Regions from separate parts of the Homo sapiens genome. Here region 2 is linked to region 1. A link is an interaction called in ENCODE POLR2A ChIA-PET data of the cell type or tissue named here. Cell type or tissue: A673. All regions are shown on one strand.

What was found. Peaks named below come from ENCODE experiments on the same cell type or tissue, not always from the same donor. Only the 100,000 strongest peaks of a DNase experiment are listed, where the experiment ranks them.
Region 2: POLR2A ChIA-PET joins it to region 1 with 6 read pairs; 16 of 35 experiments call an interaction of 5 or more read pairs at or near these places.

The regions. Positions count from the first base shown.
Region 1 is chr19:17,864,055-17,866,554 of GRCh38, forward strand. No RefSeq gene overlaps it. Among named protein-coding and RNA genes, the nearest start is that of SNORA68, 2.7 kb to the left of the region's middle. RefSeq lists an enhancer at 822-961. In A673, no CTCF peak of the experiment used is centred here; no DNase peak of the experiment used is centred here; H3K27ac peaks cover 487 bases.
Region 2 is chr19:17,592,060-17,594,559 of GRCh38, forward strand. No RefSeq gene overlaps it. Among named protein-coding and RNA genes, the nearest start is that of COLGALT1, 38 kb to the left of the region's middle. In A673, no CTCF peak of the experiment used is centred here; no DNase peak of the experiment used is centred here.

The DNA of each region.
Region 1 (2,500 bases):
GCTTGCTGTCTTGATCTCAACATCGGGTTCCACATTGATGTGGGAAGTGACGCTGTGCAGGTGCTGGGGTCAGCCTATGGGGCCCTCCTTTGTCCCAGAGAGCCCAGGACCAGGAGGAAGCCAGGACTAGGTAGTAGTTACGGCTTTTTGAAACAGGGTCTTGCTCTGTCGCCCTGGCTAGAGTGCAGTGGAGAGATCGTGGCTTACTGTAGCCTCGACCTCCTGGGCTCAAGTGGTCCTCCTGCCTCAGCCTCCCAAGTAGCTGGGACTACAGGGGCACCACCACACTCAGGGCAAGGACACAGCCTTTCCTCTACCTGTGGAGGAGCTGTGTGGTTTCCAGGAAACCAGGCCTTTTCCAGCCTCACCTGTGGGGTGTTGTAACACCCAGGAACTTGGAGAGGCGCCCAGAACCTGGGCAGGGTCAGCACACAAGCACCCATTCTGCGTAAGACCCAGGCCTGAGGACAGCCCTGTAGACCACAGAACCCCACGGGTCCCGTCCCCAACAACTGGCTCCTTCCCACCCTAGGGCCTTCGCACTTGCCTGGAATACTACAGATTCCCCCAGGCTGGCCTCACTCGAGTTTTACAAACTGCACGTGGGTTCCCGGGACTGGGCTATATTTGATTTCTATCCCCCACTAGTTCTGAGAGGGCAGGGGCTGTGTGTGTCACCCAGTGTATCCAGGAGGGGCTCAACTTTCCATGGTATCCTTTTTGTTTCGTGAAAGCTCTTTACATATGCGGGGCAAAAGCTTGAGAAGAGTCATACATTTTCCCAGGATATCTTTCTTTTTTTGAGACGGAGTCGCGCTTGGTTGCCCATGCTGGAGTGCAGTGGCACAGTCTCAGCTCACTGCAACCTCTGCCTCCCAGGTTCAAGGGATTCTCCTGCCTCAGCCTCCAGAGTAGCTAGAATTACAGGTGCCTGCCACCACGCCTGGCAAATTTTTTGTATTTTTAGTACAGACGGGGTTTCACCATGTGGGCCGGGCTAGTCTGGAACTCGACCTCATGCCACCTGCTTTGGCCTCCCAAAGTGCTGGGATTACAGGTGTGAGCCACCCCGCCTAGCCCAGGATATCTTTTGATGTTCCTTAGAGTATATTGGATGGGGGGTGCTAGCTGGAAATCTTAAAATTTTGCCTGAATTTCATTCATCTTGTGGTTTCTAGTACAAACTCTCCTTTCTCCATAAGGGAATCTTCATACTTAAGTGCCACCCAGAAAAGAAAATACATTTCCTAACCTCCATAGCTATGGCCAGGTGTGGCTCATGGCTGTCATCTCAGCACTTTGGGAGGCTGAGGTAGGAGGATCACTTGAGGCCAGGAGTTTGAGACCAGACTGGTAGACATAGTGAGACCCTGTCTTTACCAAGTAACATTAGCTGGGTGTTGCGGTGCACACCTGTAGTCCCAGCTACACGGGGGCCTGAGGTGTGAGAATCACTTGAGCCTGGAGGTTGAGGCTGCAGTGAACCATGATCATGCCACTGTACTCCAGCCTGGAAACAAGACGAGACCAAACAAAACAAAAATACAGTACTGATGTGCCATTTCTGAGAAAGAACGCCTCTGGCTGGTGTGGACATGATGGCCAGTGCTGCAGCAGTCATTTTGGACTATGAAGAAGCAACACACAGGAGCAGTGAGGGAGAAGGATCTCCGGTACTTGACCCTGTGCAGTGCTGCCCCCGTCCCTGAGGCTTGACCCTTCTACCCCCTTGATTAGAACACGGGGAGGAGACATGAGTCCTGCTTAGGCTGTAATGGAGCTGCTCTGTTAGATGTGACCTTACCTTACCTTGAGCTGGGCCTGAAGCAGGGCGTGGCACTGTGGACTCAGGCCGTAACTGCCTGGAAGTCCCTGCCCTCTCTGAGCCATTTCTTCCTGTATAAAGTGAGGGCGGTGATCCCTCCAGGCTGCAGGGCAGGCGAGGTGATATTAGGTGAGTTGGAGGATGAGAGATCAGGAGAGTGGAAGGCTCACGGCCCCACCAAAGCCCACTGCATACCCTCATCTCCACCTCAGTCCCCTCCCTGTGCCTTGGAGCCCCTCCAGGGCTTCAACCACGTGGCAGCAGCCTGGGAACCACTTGGGAGAGCTCTGCCCCAACCAGCTGAGACATGGAGGCCAATCCCATTATTGAGGGGCCATTGACAGGATGAATGTGCTCCCAGATCACTAGCCTGCACCTATTCACCTACCTTGGCACACTCAGCCTCTCATAAATGTGCCCAGAAGCCCCTCTACCACCGAATTCCCCCACCCCCTGCCAAACCCCATCCTTCCATTCAGTCAGATTCCTCCACCATCCAACCAGCTACCTGTCCATCCATTCGTCCACTCAATCCACCCACCCCATCCATTCATCCTTCCACTCATCCACCTACCCATCCATCCATCCACCCAACCATCCAGCCATCCATCCAGCTATCCACCCACCCACCCATCCATCAACTCACCCATCCATCCATCCACCCATCTATCCATC
Region 2 (2,500 bases), 270 kb before region 1:
TGGCGCGATCTTGGCTCACTGCAACCTCTGCCTCCCGCATTCAAGCGATTCTCCTGCCTAGCCTCTGGAGTAGCTGGGATTACAGGTGTGTGCCACCATGCCCGGCTAATTTTTGTATTTTTAGTAAAGATGGGGTTTCACCATGTTGTCCAGGCTGGTCTCGAACTCCTGACCTCAGGTGATCCACCCGCCCCGGCCTCTTAAAGTGCTGGGATTACGGGCGTGAGCCACCACTCCTGGCCTCAAATCTGACTTGTTTTAAAAAAAATTTGGCAGGGCTGGGCACCGTGGCTCATGCCTGTAATCCCAGCACTTTGGGACTCACCTGAGGTCAGGAGTTCGAGACCAGCCTGACCAACATGGTGCAACCCTGCCTCTAATAAAAATACAAAAATTAGTCGGGCGTGGTGGCACACACCTGTAATCACAGGTACTCAGGAGGGTGAGGCAGGAGAATCACTTGAACCCAGGAGGCAGAGGTTGTGGTGAGCGGAGATCGTGCCACTGTGCTCCAGCCTGGGCGATAGAGCGAGTCTCCCTCTTAAAACAAGCAAACAAATAAAACAAACAAACAAAACCCCAAAAATTATTTGGCTGAACACGGAATCTGGAAAAAAAAATTTTTAAATTGAGGTAAGAATCAGACAACATAAAATTAACCAGATTAAAATGTCCAATTTGGTGGAATTTAGCACATTTGCAATGTCACACGACCATCACCTTTATCAATTTCCAGAACATTTTCATCCCCCTAAAAGGAGATCTCGTTTCTATCAGCAGTCACTCTCCACTCCCTCTCCCCCAGCCCCTGGCACCACCAATCTGCTTCCTGTCTCTATGTGTTCCCGGAAAGGGGTCCTGATCAAGACCCCAAGAGAGGGTTCTTGGATCTTGTGCAAGAAAGAAGTCAGGGAGGCCGGGCGCGGTGGCTCACGCCTGTAATCCCAGCACTTTGGGAGGCTGAGGTGGGCGGATCACGAGGTCAGGAGATTGAGACCATCCTGGCTAACGCAGTGAAACCCCGTCTCTGCTAAAAATACAAAAAAATTAGCCGGGTGTAGTGGCGGGCACCTGTAGTCCCAGCTACTCGGGAGGCTGAGGCAGGAGAATGGCATGAACCCAGGAGGCAGAGCTTGCAGTGAGCCGAGATTGCGCCACTGAGCTCCAGCCTGGGCAACAGAGCCAGACTCTGTCTCAAAAAAAAAAAAAAAAAAAAAAGAAAGAAGTCAGGGTGAGTCCATAGAGTAAGTGAAAGCAAGTTTATTAGGAAAGTAAAGGAATAAAGAATGGCTACTCCAGGCCAGACACAGTGGCTCACGCCTATAATCCTAGCACTTTGGGAAGCCAAGGTGGGTGGATCACGAGGTCAGGAGACTGAGACCATCCTGGCTAACACGGTGAAACCCTGTCTCTACTGAAAATACAAAAAATTAGCTGGGCATGGTGGTGAGCGCCTGTAGTCCCAGCTACTCGGGAGGCTGAGGCAGGAGAATGGCATGAACCCAGTGTCAGGCCTCTGAGCCCAAGCTAAGCCATCATATCCCCTGTGACCTGCATGTACACATCCAGATGGCCGGTTCCTGCCTTAACTGATGACATTGTCTTGTGAAATTCCTTCTCCTGGCTCATCCTGGCTCAAAAGCTCCCCTACTGAGCACCTTGTGACCCCCACTCTGCCCGCCAGAGAACAACCCCCCTTTGACTGTAATTTTCCTTTATCTACCCAAATCCTATAAAATGGCCCCACCCTTATCTCCCTTCAAGGACTCTCTTTTCAGACTCAGCCCACCTGCACCCAGGTGATTAAAAGCTTTATTGCTCACACAAAGCCTGTTTGGTGGTCTCTTCACACAGACACGCATGAAATTTGGTGCCGTGACTCAGATCGGGGGACCTTCCTTGGGAGATCAATCCCCTGTCCTCCTGTTCTTTGTTCCATAAGAAAGATCCACCTACGACCTCGGGTCCTCAGACCGACCAGCCCAAGAAACATCTCACCAATTTCAAATCCAGTAAGCGGCCTATTTTCACTCTCTTCTCCAACCTCCCTCACTATCCCTCAACCTCTTTCTCCTTTCAATATTGGCGCCACACTTCAATCTCTCCCTTCTCTTAATTTCAATTCCTTTCATTTTCTGGTAAAGACAAAGGAGACATGTTTTATCTGTGGACCCAAAACTCTGGCACCGGTCACGGACTAGGAAGGCAGCCTTCCCTTGGTGTTTAATCATTGCAAGAACGCCTCTCTGATTATTCACCCACATTTCAGAGGTGTCAGACCATGCAGGGATGCTTGCCTTGGTCCTTCACCCTTAGCGGCAAGTCCCGCTTTTCTAAGGGGCAAGAATCCCCAATCCCTTATTTCCATGCCCCAACCTCTTATCTCTGTGCCTCGATCCCTTATTTCCATGCCCCGACCTCTTATCTCTGCGCCCCATCCCTTATTTCCGTGCCCTGACCTCTTATCTCTGTGCCCCAACCCCTTATTTTTGCACCCTGA